Linked DNA regions of Homo sapiens: region 2 is linked to region 1. A link is a loop called in an ENCODE intact Hi-C map of the cell type or tissue named here. Cell type or tissue: mammary epithelial cell. All regions are shown on one strand. Each heading gives the region's core, and the rest is flanking DNA. Links, peaks and the distances in the headings are about the cores only.

Region 1 (8,341 bases), core at 232-8,231:
CATGGAATAATAAGAGGAACAAAATTTCCATCTCCATCCCTTCCCCCATGAAATATCTTATGTGTGTTCAGAGCTCCCTTTGAAGTCCATATATGATCTTTGCTTTAATCCATTTTTAAAGCTTCCTTTGAAGTCAGTGGGAGCTCATTTCTGGAAGAGAGGAAAGTGGCTGAGGACTGGGTACCTGCTGGGGAAGAGGGACCAGCCTAATCATAACAGGAAATAATATTTATTGATTGTCCTCATGTGCATGATCTATTAGGCTGCACACCAAAGTGACTTTCAAACTGGTTTGATTTATTTTCTAGTGTTACAAAGCTATTAAGATGACCAAAACTAGTAACTGCTTTTTAGGATAGTATTTTTTGTTTCAAATAGCTGGGGAAAAATAATACTTATAAATGGAAATACTTTTATTTTGACACTCTCACAGACATCTCATCTATGTGAATTTTCCGGATAACTGAAACTAATACTTATCTAATAGAGCAATGAGCAATTTCTTTAAGGACAATTGAAGAGTGTAGGATTCTTTTCTGTCTTTCTTCCTTTTTTTTTTTTTTTTTTGAGACCGAATTTCACTCTTGTCACCCAGGCTAGAGTGCAGTGGTGCGGTCTTGGTTCACTGCAACCTCCGCCTCCTGGGTTCAAGCGATTCTCCTGCCTCAGCCTCTGGAGTTGCTGGGATTACGGGCATGCACCACCACGCCTGGCTACTTTTTTTGTATTTTTAGTAGAGACAGGGTTTCACCATGTTGGCCAGGCTGGTCTCAAACTCCTGACCTCAGGTGATCCGCCCCCTTGGCCTCCCAAAGTGCTGAGATTACAGGTGTGAGCCACTGCGCCCAGCCATGAGTGTAAGATTATTTTCTTCAGTATGAAATTACTTCAGACTACTTAGTTTTTTAAAGAAAATCTCATTAAATACTTTGGAGCAAGGTAGAAAGCTATTTTCATTTTTCCTGTGTCTTCTTTGCTGCTGTCAACCGTCCTCTGTAATACAGGTTCTCTGTTTCTATTCTGCTGTCTTATTTTACACAGAGTTGCCTGAGGAAGAGCCAGGAAGCCTGAGATAGATGTATACTTTTACATCAGAGTAAAGTATAAAGACTGTTTCTTCTCTCATTTCCTTTTTCTCTCCCCATATCTCATTCTGCTCCTCACTTCCTGTCCCTCCTCTCCTTGGGCTTCCTGCTTCTTTTCCTTTCCCCTTTGATCCTCTTTAATGATGTCAGCCCCTCCTATGAGAGGGTGTCTCCATCATTGTTTGGTATGTAGACTTTGGTCATAGGCTTGAGCTCCGTATCTCTGACTGGATCTTGACCTGGATGCCTCTCAGAACCTCAAACTCAACACTTTAGAACTGAGCTCAGCAACTCCTGTCAAGAACATTATTTTTAGTCTCTAGGTATGATATCACCTTCCATCTAGCTTCCATCTAGCCTGATAATCTGTGAATTGCCATTGACAATGTCTCCTCCCTATCACTCCACCTCTAATCGTGTATCAAACCCTGTCACATCTGCCTTAGAAATTCACAATCAGCCCATCTTTTCTACTCCTCTCTGTCTCTGTCTCATCTAGTCACTTATCACATCTTGGAGATGACCACAGCTGCCTTCTCTCTGGCTACTTCCTTATATAAATTTGTCTTTACAATGTTGCAAATTTTCTTCTTCACATTTGAAGCTCTCCATGTCATTCTCAGACTGAAGAAACCCATTTGTCTCTGCTGAGCATCTAAAGACTTTTACTATCTGATTTGAATCTCTAGCTCCTTTTCTATCCTGTGAGCCTATTGCTCCTGGCATTGAAAATGCACTTGGCAAATGTCTGTGTATCCTTCAAGACTAGAGGGATTATCCTTTCTATGAAGGCTTCCCTAGTGTCTTCAGGCAGTAACTTCCCCTTTTCTGAGTTCCCACCGGCCCCCCGTTCTTTCCTTACTTGTAGTACATGATCGAGCGACCTGTGGTAAATTGTTTTTATGTGTCTCTTGCACCAGAATGAAAGCTCCTAGAGACAACATTTTATAGTTTATTTATCTCTCACTCTCCCTGCCAGTGCCTACCTCAGATCAGGTACAAACTAGCAAATGTTTGGTGAGTGACTGAATAAATGAATGAAGATTTTGAAAGGTCTTTTCTACTTACATTTGGGCTTGAAGTTGTGTTTTATGTTATCAAAGTCGGTGGTTCAGACATTAGTAAAATATTTTAAAACAGATTCTTCCTTCAAGAGGCATATAGACAGAAAAGCTATAAAATTTCTGCCTCTCATAAGGGAAAGCAATCCCAACACACAGAAGGATAGAAAGTGCTGGTCCTTATTGATTTCCCCAAGCCTCTGTACCACCTCCAGAATTATTTGCTGCTAGAGTCCTGTCACGTGAGAAAAGCAACTCGCTACCATTAAAACCACTTGTAGTCAGTTATAGAGAGCAACCATCTGCTTTAGAACTTCGACTTCTCAAGATTTCTCAGATTTCAGTGAATATTTCACTTAAGACCCTCTTACAAAAGAGTTTTTTTTTTCCTTAGTGTTTTTAGCAGGCCTTATACATAAAACAAATCTCCAAAGTCCTATTTTTAAAAATTACAATTCAGTGGAAGAAACATGCCCTCAGAGCACCTAGTCTATGGTAGGAATAAGACAAATTTAAAGATACGTATTAATAGAAAATATCGGCTGGGCATGGTAGCTCATGCCTGTAATCCTAGCACTTTGTGAGGCTGATGGGGGCAGATCACTTGAGGCCAAGAGTTCGAGACCAGCCTGGGCAACATGGTGAAACCCTGTCTCTACTAAAAGTACAAAAAAATTTAGCTGGGCCTGGTGGCACACGCGTGTAATCCCAGCTACTCGGGAGGCTAAGGCAGGAGAAGTGCTTGAACCTGGGAGGCAGAAGTTGCAGTGAGCCAAGATTGCACCTCCACACTCCAGCCTGGGTGACAGAGTGAGACCCCATCTCAAATAAAAAAAAAAATCAGTAAGGTCTTCTTATGATATTTATGGAGATATTCATATTTACTTATGAAGAGAAACTTGGTTCTAGTTTCAGTGAAGTTTCTGGGTAGTGGTAGAGATAGAAAACTATCTTTTGAGTTAATTTAAAAACTAACTGAGAGCATATGACTTTATTCAATCAACATATAAAGTAAAAGTATACTTTGGTTCCACTGTTTGGGCCATTAAAGGAAAGGAAAAGAAAAATAAGACTAAGATCTGGAGGTAGAGCAGTGGGGGAACTAGGAGACAGTGAAGTTTACATTAGAGAGAAAGAATGGGAGGAAGAGAAGAGGAGGAAGAGATCAACATCTTCTGCTTTTTTGGCCATTCCTTTAGTTACCCCTATTCCTCCATAAACCTTCTATTTTAGTTCTCTGCTTCATTGTCCCTCCTTTTCTTCTAACTTACCTCATCTGGCCCCAAACCCTCCTCTAATGACTTGTGTACCCAAGGCTCCTCACATTCTTCCTTTGGTTTTTAACCAGTGTCTCTCCTCACCTCCATCCTCAAACCCTCACCTGCCTCAGGTCCAAAGTACTACTCACTGTATGATCTCGTCTCTTCCCTCTCTTTTCCTAGATGAATGAAAATTTCGGCCTGTTCATTTCCAGTTTGGTGGAGTCCTGACTTATCTTACCTTTGGTGTGTTACTTAACTTTCTGGGCCTCAGTAATCTTATCTGTGAAAAGGGGATTAGTAATACCTTACAAGATTGTGAGTCACCTAGCAGGTCCTTAGCAAACATTGGTTTCCCTTTCTGTCTTTTCTTTTTGCTGCTGTTTCCATTCCTTCACTTCTCTGCTGATACTAGTGCTTTTTGGTCCTCTCATCAGTTAAGCCATCTGCTGGGAATTTGTCTCTGGAATTCTGCTTGGAGCCTACCCCTCTGTCTGAGAGTAAGATTTCAGAGGGAGCCTCTGAATTGAGGACATTTCTGTACCAGCATCAGAGTGGGACATCACAGGTTCAAGTCCTGGTCCCACCATGTTCTCACTGTGTGAGCGCTGGGCGGGTTGCACACTGTCTTTGAGGCTTAGTTTCCTTGTCTATCATTTGAAGATAATAATGATTTCTACTGCATAGGGTTATAATAAGGATTAAGTGAGCTACTTCATGAAAATGTTTAGTAGAATGCCCAGCACATTGTAAGTGCTCAATAAATGTTAGCTATCATTGGCAGATACTTCAATTTAGAAAATTTGTTGAGTGCTTTGTGCCCAGTGACATGATGTCCTTATGCTTTTCATCTTTTCATCTCAGAATGAAAAATTGGCAGGATTCAAGTGCCAGTTACAGTGGCATGTCCAGAGAAAATTCTTGAGAGATGCTTGCTGGGTTTTACTGCCTGTGGTAGATGGGGAGTGTGGAAGTGTATACCAGCTTTGTTTTTCATGGGAAAGAAACTGTACCAATAGGAGTAAACTGTGGTACAGGGGAAGGATGCAGTGATTTGGATGTGGTTGCCTGGAATAGGAGAGATGTGGTAGCAGCTGGGCTGAGGAGAGTGGGCCCGCAAAGAGTGCTGCTGCCACCACCTGCACACCATTGGTATCTCCACCAGCCTTACCCTCTGGACACTAGCTTCAAAATTCCTATATCACCAGAGCCCTACAACCCCTGGTTTAAAAAAATTACTGCTTCAGAAAGATTATGCTTCATTCTAGAATTAGAGATAGAATTTTGAGGTTCTAATCAGGAGGGCAGATTTTATGTGTGTGTGTGTGTGTGTGTGTGTGTGTGTGTGTGTGTGTGTGTTTCTGTCCCAGTGAAAAGTAATGAGAGAAGCTGAAGATGAAACTACTTCAAAATATAAGCAAAATATTTAGTTGTGTAAAAGAAGAATTGTGTTAAAATAACTTTAAAAGAATATCTTTTATTTAACTGTTTGTCAAAAATAGTATATCATATACTTGCCACAGTAATAGATCAAGGCTTTTTAATAGAAAACAAGACAGGACTGTACCTGTCATGACTGTACCATGTCATTTCCTAATCTAGTCTGAAAAAGTGGGTGAATTATCTTTCAAAGAACTGTATTATTTTCTAGAATGACTGCAGTCTCTGAAACCTGTAACGTGTCACATACTCTGAGGCTGAGACAAAATATCTGAATTTGGCCCATCCCAGAAAATTCAGTATGCTTGCCTTAGTGACATTACAGTGGAGTTACATCATGTGATGTAACATATATAAATTCAACTGGGAGCATTTGGAAAGAAATTTAAATATCATGAGTAATTCTGCATATCAATTTACTCAATAAGCCCAGGCCTGCTCTGGGAGCTCCCTGGGGATGGGGAGCATACATTTGCTTTTCCTTGGTTGATCTCAGTTTTCTTGGGCCTCTCCTTGTGGGAGCATCTCCCTGAACTCAAGGTAATTCTGGTGTTTAAACATGGCTCCTGAGTGCAAGCCAACTTTTGCTTAACTCAAGAAACGGTCATCATCTGTTCCAATCCTAGAGGAAAACAGCATTACTGAGAGGCCAAGTATCAATCTCTCATGCGGCACTTTGCTAATGGATTTCAAAGTGAGCATCTTTGACCATATCTGCTGCCTTGAGAACTTAAAGTTCTGATGAACACTCCAGTGTTCTCTGCTTTTGCCATTGTGCATGTAAGTGACCAAGGGTAGGCTGTTAATGGACTGGTTCATGACGCACAAACAGCCACCAGTAATGTGATGTACAGTGCTGGAATTAGGAGCACCTGATTAAGAGTTAGCACTCTGCTAACTAAAGGCTTACGTTTGGTAAATGCTATGATGGCGCAAAATCCCTTAACTGTTGAAATGAGGCTATAGGCCCAAGAGGAATGAATCTTTGGTCAGTGTGTTCCCTTCTTGCTAGAATAATGGGAGGAGGGCTTTCTTTCTTTACTCGGTAAATTTTCGTGATACCGGAGCAATAGGTAAAGTCTCTAGGGTAAAGATTCTGTGTCTTACATTGCCCTAATCTGCAGAGTATTCAGGATGATCTTAAGACCACTAGAAAAATTCTCATGAGGGAGTGGGGGCTAAAATGTGGGAAATTCTAAAGTTGTCACATGTTTTGTTGTTGCTTAGTCATGTGAGGAGGAGAGAAGCAAAGGATAGCTGATAATGGCTACCTACAAGAAGTCATAGAATCATAGAATTTTGGTAACAGAGGGGACCTCAATGCCATTTCTTGAGTTTTAGAGGAGAAATGATTTGTTTAATACGTGGCAGAGCTAAGACCAGAACCTCAGTTTCCTAGCCTCAGGCTGGTGTTTACTTGTGTTATTTCAGTGTCTCTGATGCATTGGTTTAATAGGAACTGGTTTATCCTGCTTTGTGGGGGTTCAGCTCCACCCTTCAATGAGCTCCCTGAAAAGAACAAAGTCCACATTATTGTTACTTGTTTTGGTTTTAGGGGGCATGATTGTCACTGGCAAGGTGTGAAGTGTACGTAAATTCTGAAAACATTTTGTGCTCATATATGCAGGGGTGGGGAGAGATTAAAATGGGGTCTGTTAGGGTGGGTGGAGGGATATGGATGATGCCTATAATGAAAGCTCCAGTTGCAAAAATTGATTCAACTTATGGTAATGGGTGCTGATGGAATTAATGGGGTTTTATGAATATTCCATGCTTTGATCTGCTTGGCATTAGGGAGATCTGCAAGGAGCAAATTTGAAATGATAAAAAGCTCTAGACTACTTTTTTGGTGCTTCACCTGTCATGATGCTGTCGCTGGTCTTGCTTGGCCTTCACCTTCAATAAGAAACTCCATCTTGCCTCATGACACTCTGAAAAAAAAAAGGGTAGATGTAAGAGACATTTTTTTTAGAGAGAAAAGCCGCATCCATTATGCAGATTGGAAGCATTTACTTAAATGTTTACTCTGATTCAAGCTTTGAAGCCCCAGAATTCAGGTCCCATAGCCATAAAAGGAGAGGAATTCTTCCCCTTTATCTTTTGATGGCATTGGTTTGAACAGAAGTTCTGTTTTTACTAAGATTGTTATTTTTTATTTGCAACTAAATGTCTCTGTTTTTTATTTTTATTTCTTTTTTTTTTTTTAATTTCCACAGGTTATTGGGGAACAGGTAGTGTTTGGATACATGAGTAAGTTCTTTAGTGGTAATTTGTGAGATTTTGTTGCACCCATCACCCTAGCAGTATACACTGCACCCTATTTGTAGTCTTTTATCCCTCACCCCCTTCCCACCCTTTCCCCCGAGTCCCCAAAGTCCATTGTGTCATTCTTATGCCTTTGCATCGTCATAGCTTTGCACTCACTTATGAGTGAGAACATACAATGTTTTGTTTTCCATTCCTGAGTTACTTCACTTAGAATTATAGCCTCCAATCTCATCCAGGTTGCTACGAATGCCATTAATTCATTCCTTTTTATGGCTGAGTAGTATTCATCATATATATATGAGATATATGTATATCATATATGATATATCGTATTCCTATATATGGTGATATATATAGTATTCATCATATATATGATATATATCTTACACATATATCATATATATCACAGTTCATATATATTGTACATGTAGTCATATATTATAGTTCATATATTATATATTATACATATATTCATATATACAGTTCATATATTATATATAATACATATATTCATCATATGTATCTATATCTATATCTATCTATCTATCTACATCTCACAGTTTCTTTATTTGGGTTGGTTTCACGTTTCTGCAAAGTATCATTTTCATATAAAGACTTCTTTTCCTCTGGGTAGATACCCAGTAGTGGGATTGCTGGATCAAATGGTAGTTCTACTTTTAGTTCTTTAAGGAGTCTCCACACTGTTTTTCAGAGTGGTTGTGCTAGTTTACATTCCCACCAGCAGTGTAGAAGTGTTCCCTGTTCACCACATCCATGCCAACATCTATTATTTTTTTATTTTTAAATTATGGCCATTCTAGCAGGAGTAAAGTGGTAACGCATTGTGGTTTTGATTTGCATTTCCCTGATCATTAGTGATGTTGAGCACTTTTTCATGTTTGTTGGCTATTTGTATGTCTGCTTTTGATAATTGTCTCTTCGTATCCTTAGCCCACTTTTTAATAGGATTGTTTCTTTTTTTCTTACTGATTTGTTAGAGTTCATTGTAGATTCTGGATATTAGTCCACAGTCAGATGTACAGATTGTGAAGATTTTTTTCCCATTCTTGGGTTGTTCGTTTACTCTGCTGACTGTTTCTTTTGCCATGCAAAAGCTCTTTAGTTTAATTAAGTCCCAGCTATTTATCTTTGTTTTTATTGCATTTGCTTTTGGGTTCTTGGTCATGAAATCCTTGCCTAAGCCAATGTCTAGAAGGGTTTTTCTAAT
Region 2 (8,341 bases), core at 35-8,034, 130 kb after region 1:
CTCACTGCAACCTCCACCTCCTGGGTTCAGCGATTCTCCTGCCTCAGCTTCCCAGGTAGCTGGGACTATAGGCGTGCACCACCATGCCCAGCTAATTTTGTATTTTTAGTAGAGACGGAGTTTCACCATGTTGGCCAGGATGGTCTTGATCTCTTGACCTTGTGATCCTGCCTTGGCCTCCCAAAGTGCTGAGATTACAGGCGTAAGCCACCATGCCCTGCCTCTTTTTTTTTTTTTTTTTTTTTTTTGAGAGAGTCTTGCTCTGTCTCCAAGGCTGGAGTGCAGTGGCGCGATCTCGGCTCACTGCAACCTCTGGCTCCTGGGTTCAAGCGATTCTCGTACCTCAGCCTCCTGAGTAGCTGGGATTACATGTGTACACTACCACGCCTGGCTAATTTTTTTTGTATTTTTAGTAGAGACGGGGTTTCGCCATGTTGTCCAGGCTGGTCTTAAACTCCTGAGCTCAGGCAATCTGCCCACCTTGGCTTGTTTATTGAGTACCTACTTTGTACCAAGCATTGTTTGGGGCTCTTAAGGATAAGTGGTAAACAAGATGGACACAGTCTGTTATTAGTTTTTTGTCTTATCTTTTCTAACTTTTTTTTGTAAGGAACTCACATTATTTTTATGGCAAAATAATTTCTTAAAAAAGTTTAAAAAAATCCTTCCATTGGCCATTTGTGTGGTATGTGTGTTTTATGAATTCTCCTTGACCATACATTTGGAGTGGGTGCACTCTTTTAAATTACACTGTTCTGTCCTGTGTCTTGTCCAGGTCTTGCACAAGATAGGAGGTGGCTCCAGGACACCAGTCTCCTTCTTAGGGTAGATTAGGGCACTGTCTGCCCTTTGGTGAAGCCAGCGTGGTCAGAACTCCCAGATTTGGTTTGGCTCCAAGGCAAATAGAGTCCTGCTGGGACTCTGCTGGCTGTTTATAGTCCTTTCAAGGGTCCGGTCATTCCAACCTTGGTGTCTATTTACGTTTGCCGTATGTTACTTGACGCTCCTTCATTCCCGTTGAAGCTGCCTCTCCCGGAAATCTCTGTCATTCCATAAGCCCTAGCTGCTGCCTCACCGTGCAGCTGACCTCATGCAGATTGAAAAACAAAATGTATTCTGGCTACATTTAAAGGAAGTTTTGAGGCCAGTTGATGGGCAAGGACTTGGCTGTATTACTTTGTGGGCGGAGCGCTTAAAGGGGGATCTAGCACTGGCTAGCACCAGATTCCAGGGCTCTTACACAAAAGCCTTTGTGTTATTTTTTCCTCCCTCTGCCCAGCTCTTCTCCCATGACTACTAATAGTGTCTCTCTGCTATAATGCACTCATCATTGCCTTCTATTTTTAAAATGCTAGATCTTGCATATGCCAAAGAACAAACAGGCAAGCAAAAAGCCACCGAATTATTAAAAAGTATTCCATGTTCCTATAATAAATTATATAAGTAAACATATGGATACATATATATATGTGTATATATATGTGTATATATATATGTGTATATATATGTATATATATGTATATATATACATATATATATGTGTATATATATATACATATATATGTGTATATATATATATACATATATATATGTGTATATATATATATATGAAGAATTACCTACAATCTTATTCCCTGGAGATATTTTGATACAATTTCTCTGTATACTTGTTTTTACTTTGTGCTCACATGGTTTTTCTAAGCTTTTGTTCTACCACTTATATAGCCTACTTATAGACCTTAAGCTGTGTCTGTACCAATGTTTTCCACCTAAGATAGACCTATTCTTTCTATAGAGAACAAATGCTATTATAATTTGGTACTTAACTACTTTTTCTAACTTCAAGATGGCCTCTTGGCCCTCATCATATGATCACAGAATATTTGTTCATTTCAAGGAAGCATTCATTTAGTTTTTCGTGTTAGCTCTAGTTATGTGAAATCTCTGGAGTCATGCTGGCCAATCTAATCCTTACTGTTTGGATTCTGTGATAACACCGAGGGCTCCTTGGGGTCACTGATGATCTTGAGCTTTGCACCAACCTGAAGGAAGAAGGAGGAGAAGACGTTCCTCTGACCAAAATCATCCCACACTTACCCTCTATCATCTGTTTAGAGTGTTAGAACATTGTTGACATTTGTGTGAGCAGTCCTGGAGCACAAATCCTTGATACAGTGTAAGTGAATGGACAAGCAACACGGACAAAGTTTAATTGCAGGGTCCATTTTTTTGCTAGTTTCAGAAATAAATTTTCCTTAGGAATTTCCTTGTTGTCAGTGTTTTCTCTCTGATTATTGAGTTCAGCTCTTTTCAGGCCAGACCTCTGTACATCTAGCTTTCTCTGTCTTCCAGAGTCTGATTAGTGTCACAAAGATGCCATGCAATTCCAAAGAGGCAAGATCTTTCTTGTTTCAGTGTTTCAGGTCTTTCTTTAATTCATTCTGTTTACAGAAATCATCTACTGCTACCTTCTTGGTTTTTTTTTTTTTTTTTTGAGACGGAGTCTCACTCTGTGGTCCAGGCTGGCTGGAGTGCAGTGGTGGATCTCAGCTCACTGCAACCTCCACCTCCTGGGTTCAAGCAATTCTCCTGCCTCAGCCTCCAAAGTAGCTGGGACTACAGGTATGTGCCACCACGCCTGGCTAATTTTTGTATTTTTTAATAGAGATGGGGTTTCACCATGTTGGCCAGGCTCGTCTAGAACTCCTGACCTCAGGTGACCCACCCACCTCGGCCTCCCAAAGTGCTAGGATTACAGGTTGTATTAACTATTGATAACCCCTTTATATATTTAGTTCCCCATACCAGTTCTTTTTGTTCGGCCGTCTACTTTTGGCCACACATTTTTTCCTCTTTTCACTGAGCTAAACTGAGTGCTGAATTGCAGTAATAATCTCATTTTAAATGTCTCGTTCATCTTTCTCTTTCCTGTGTTTTAAAATTTTATCTTTAATAGTGTACCTTACTATTTGTAAGTCACCTGCCTTCTCCCCTCTGTTTTGGAAGCAGGTAAAGTATAAATCATAGAGAGATCATATAAGTTGTCCCATCCTTGTAAATCTCTCACATAGTCTTATGCATATTTTCTGTATCTCCAGCTCAGTTGTCCCTCATTTTGTTTCTTTAATTTTATTACTTACTTTACTTGTTAATTTACTTGTAGACATTTGGATTTTCACTAGACATTCACAAGATGGTTTCTGTCTGTAGTTAAATAGTGGTGGGATGGGCATAAGATTTAGGGTACTGTGGAGGGGTGCTTTTTAATCATGTTGATTAATGTTGAAAGAAATGACTTGAGGTTTGGTTGATATTTATATTTACTCAGAGCTAATTTTTTGATTCTGTTTTTCCTTTTGTTTGCCTTCTGAAACTCCACTCGTTGTTTGATATGAGTAGAATTCTGTGTGTATAATCAGAGAGAAGAAAGTTCTTTCTCACTAAGTTTATGGTCAATCTAAGTAAGCAATGAGTTTAAAAATTACTTTATAGACGAAATTAATCTGGAGGTTTAGAAAGTGCATTGAAATTGAATTTGTTTCTTAGCTGGCAACTGATTTCAAAACTGAAGCACTTTTGAGTGCTTTGAGGGATGTTAGCCAATGTTATAGGATTATTTGAATGAACCCTTCATCCTCCATTTTGGTGTGACATTGGGACATTAATAATGAATGATTACTGTACTTGGTGGTCAGATATGCTATTCTGATCCATGTTTATTTCCCAGAGGGGCCTCTGGAAAAGGGCAATGAGGGTGGATTTAAAACCACAGTATTGGAATTCGATAACTTTAGTCTTGCTTTGTATGTCTAGGGCTTGCTGAAGAGTAGTTATAATACGGACAGTCAGTCAAGCAAGGAGCAGGCAAAATACCAAAATAGATTTTCATAACTCAGACATAAGCTGGATTCTGTGTTTTAATTTAGGCTCTAATGCTCAGCAATAAATTTTCCAGAAAATGTTCTAGATTGAAAATCTATCAGTACAAATTATTTGGGTTAGTGAAAGTAAACATAAGTTTATATAAACTAATTAGCAAAAATTATATGTTGCAATAAACCCTAAGGAATTTTGAAGGACTGAAATTTTAGTCATGCAAAGTTTATCCCCAAGGGAGGACTAAGTTCTCAGATGTCTTTACTCCCCCAGTAATTACTCAAAGGCTTGAAAGTGGAAGATTCTGTATCTTAGGGTGTTGGGGTCACTCCAGGAGGTAAACAAGATCTTGCTTTGTCAAGTGATGGAAACTGTCCATAGAACTATCTCCTCCCTTGTGGGTTTATATGAAAATGTAGAAGAGGATTGGTAATCTATTCAGCTATACTCCAGGGCAAAGCAATCAATCAAATTAAAAAGGAGATGGAGTGAGTAAGGTTCACATTCCCACTCTTATTTCAGATTAATAAGTGTATTTTCCTTACCTATGTCTTTATTTCAATTCTGCTAAACTTAAGGAAAAAACAATCAGAGCAAACACAGTTAATAATCCTAGTAACCAGAATTAATGATATGTTATTTATCTGTATACCTGGCTAATGTTACCTGGCCACCTGACATAGAGCCCTAAAAGAATGAGGGTGACTGTGGAGTGAGAGATCCCTGCTTACACAAAAAGAATGCTGGGAATCTGAGGATCCTGCTGCTTTGGTATAATTCAGTTGCCTGCTTTGATATTATACTTTGTATCCTTCTTGTGCATAGTTTGACATGCATTCCCTGACTGTTGTTTTGCCATGGAACTGACTTAACCTCTTGGTTGTTTAACTTTTTATTTTTTTTCTTATTTCTCACAAAAGAAATACATCTCTAGTGGAGAAAAATTTTAAACATACAGATAAACAGTACAATAAAAATCATTTGTAATGCTGCCACCTAGAGAAAATACTATGAATAGCTTTGACATATTTTTTACTTTAGTATACATAGCTATACTTTTTTTCTATATAGAACTCTTTTATAACTTACTTCTTTTCTGGTAACAATATGCCTTGAACATCTTCTGATGCGATTAAATATATTTTACAATGTTTTTAGCATCTGTGCATTTTTTTTCATTATGTGGAATACCACATCATGTTAAACTCATCTCTCTTTTTATAATTTTTCACCATTATAAACAAGTATTTGACAGCATTTCAGTAGGTAAATTCATTATTGCCTTAGAAAAGAATCCTGTGAATAAAATTGTTGGGTCAATGGGAGGTAATGGAGCTTTCCAAAGGTTAATCGACAGCTTGCCTTCCCATCTACCCGATATGAAAGAATGATACTGGCTTCAGAATCTGGATTTGTTGTTATCTAATTTTCAGAACCTTAACCAAAGGACTTTGATCCTATGAGGCTTCATTTCCTGTTCTGGACTCTCAGATGTGAGACCTAAAAACTTGTGTCTATAATATTAGCTCTCAACAGACATACTGTAGTTGTTTAAATACAAATCAACAGTCAAGCCAGTTGCTGTGGATATTTATTTATGTGGGGGAGGAAGGCATAGAAACACATCCTTAGAAGCTGTGCCATGGTCTTACTGATCTAAATAGATAAAAAGTACATCTAAGAAAGAGCTGCCAAAGGTCATACAATGAGTCAGCAATGAAATCCCAAATAGAACTTTGATTTCCTTAACTTCTTTCTCCCAGTAGAAAAAGTACTAATGAATAGGTCAGGAGAAAGCATTTGTAAATTAACCTGTAAGATCCTTTATACCTTGAAACGCTCCAGAATTTCAATGGAGTTACTAGAAATTTACATCAGATAAAACAAATCTAAACTGCTAATGGATATTGATAGATTCTTTACAAGATAAAATCTTAAATGACTGTAATGAAGAAAAAGCAACAGGTGGTATAGGGAGTTGAAAATGAGACTCAAAGGAATCTGTGTATACCTCTTGCCTGGGAAAGGATAAGTAGGAGGGTGGAGGAGTAATGGCCTGAACCCAGCATAGCAACTAAGGAAAACACAACAAAAAGGGCCTCTCAGGACATTAATCCTGGAGTGAAGGTGGGGGTCTTAACTTTCATTCTGAATGAACCATAGACCTTTCCTCCTCAGCTTGGTGGTATGGATCTGCACTGTTATTTCAGGGCCTGTGGCAGGGTGACCTGCAGGAGTCCTAGAATGTATTAGTCTGTTCTCATGCTACTAAAAAAAGACATACCTGAGACTGGGTAATTTATAAAGGAAAGAGGTTTAATGGGCTCAGTTCCACATGGCTGGGAGGCCTCACAATCATGGCAGAAGGCAAAGGAGAAACAAAGGCAAGTCTTGCATGGCGGCAGGCAAGAGAGCTTGTGCAGGGGAACTTCCATTTATAAAACCATCAGATCTCATAAGACTTATTCACTACCAAGAGAACGGTGTGGGGGAAACTGCCCCCATGATTCAATGATCTCCACCCGGCCCCACCTTTGACACATGGGGATTATTACAATTCAAGGTGAATTTTGGTTGGGGACACAGCAAAACTATATCAGAGAGATACCTTTCAATGTACCTAGGACTGGAACTCAAGTCTTCTGATTCTCACTTAGTACTCGTTCTACTACTTGGAAGAAATAACAGTAATTTTACAAGGTTTTTCAGAGATATGTAAAAACTTCTGGGTAACTAAAGCTTGGGCTGTCTTATGGGTGGAGTACACAAAATAAAAGAGAAAGAAAACAAAAGAAAATCTTTGGGCTTGAGAGTACAGGTCACCCATCTAGCACTGTCTTTATAGATGAGGAAACTGAGGCTCAGCAATCTATGGGGATACAGATAACCAATACACACAGGGGCCAAGAATTCAGACTCTCTGATGCCTAGCGTGATGCAAAGTGATCTAGATACATTTTTTGCTTCATATATTCTTTTCATGATCATCTTGAAGCTTTCGTTTCATGGTTTGTGAATTCAATATCGGTAACATCAGTATGTATTAAGACTTCATTTACATGTGGTACTAAACTCTGTGAAGCAAAATAGACAAAGTGCTTGCCCTACAAGAATTTCCTAAGGCAAAGAGACATAGACAGAAATGACCTATACACCACTGAACAAACAAAGCAAATATATAAATTGCATAATTTTTGCCATGTGAGATGGTGAATGAAGAGATGCTTACAGTCTGTTGCTTGAAGAGAAGACCCATCTTCATAACCCTGTGACCTACAGTAGTTACATTGGAAAGAAAAACAAAAGAGTGCTTCACCTGGCATACCTAGCATTAGAGTTGAGTTTCTTTGGTATATCATTGATGACTATCTTCAGTGATTTTTGTCCTTTTTGCGTATTCTGTGATGATCTGCAAAGACTAGAAGGTTTGCTGAGGCAGAAAGCCTCTCAGGGTATGCCTTCTAAAACCAAAGGGCTTTTCCCTCTTTGGAGGAGAATTAATGATCACGTGTTTTTGTCATATTTTTATTGAGCCTTTTTTTCCTTCTGGATGGACCTTGAAGATGGTAAAGGAACTTATAAATTCCCAATTTTTAAAACTGTATAATATGAACTGTGGTGAACAGTGAGACTAGGATATAAGTTGTTTGCTCTCAAAGACCAGATAAAGACAAATCAGAGGTGAAACTCCTCTCTTCTGTGCTGAAAAAAGGCACCTTGATCAGGTTTCTTATAAATACCTGTCCTAGTCTTTCGCTTCAGTACCAGTACTAGTAGTAGTATTAAGATAGTATTGCTATTCTGAAACTATCGTATATGTAATGTGAAATAAAACGAAAAGTAAGTATGAGATCTTCTAATTCTATTACCACAAATTTTTGGGGTGGAAGAAAGGAAATACGGATATACTATAGAAGATATTAGGTAAAAACCCTGTATTCCTGAATTTGAATTGGATATATCAATTGTGAACTCATAGGTGTTTTATTTTTCAATACATGTTTTTCCTAGCTCTATTAATGAAAAAAGCCTAGACACAGTGACCAATTCAGTAGTAATGAACAGCCCTATTGCCTTGATGGTGGTCTGAAAAATCTTTTCCCATTAAAGGAAACCAAGCCTTCTTAGAAAAATATCTGATTTTACATCACATACAAGATGAGCAAAGAAGCTATCAAAGATTACTATTACAGAATAGTCAACTTGAAGCTAGATTGAAGGAGATCCCACTGGCCAAAGATGGGCAACTCTCAATAAGGTTAGAACTGCAGTGAATCAAAAGTGGATCATATATGTTTAAATCCATGAGTATGCAATGATATCAAGTAAGACGACCAGTTGGTTACCTTCTGAATATGACAGAATCAATTCATTTCCTCGAAAACTAGCTAAAGAAAATTAAAGAATCAAATATTTATCTTAACTTTCCTTTATGAATTTTACCTGTATGAGCAAATAGTTGATA

What was found. A loop is a pair of places that touch in the nucleus more often than their neighbours do. Peaks named below come from ENCODE experiments on the same cell type or tissue, not always from the same donor. Only the 100,000 strongest peaks of a DNase experiment are listed, where the experiment ranks them.
Region 2: a loop joins it to region 1, with 9 times the contacts of the local background. A loop is called at or near these places in 4 of 110 quality-filtered maps.

Annotation. Positions count from the first base shown.
Region 1 is chr14:32,378,369-32,386,709 of GRCh38, forward strand. All of the region lies in intron 1 of AKAP6 (A-kinase anchoring protein 6), which reads left to right. Among named protein-coding and RNA genes, the nearest start is that of AKAP6, 53 kb to the left of the region's middle. In mammary epithelial cell, for the core only: a CTCF peak has its summit at 4,544; a DNase peak (open chromatin) is centred at 3,703.
Region 2 is chr14:32,508,897-32,517,237 of GRCh38, forward strand. All of the region lies in intron 2 of AKAP6 (A-kinase anchoring protein 6), which reads left to right. Among named protein-coding and RNA genes, the nearest start is that of AKAP6, 180 kb to the left of the region's middle. In mammary epithelial cell, for the core only: a CTCF peak has its summit at 4,868 (motif pointing left); a DNase peak (open chromatin) is centred at 1,175; H3K27ac peaks cover 2,242 bases.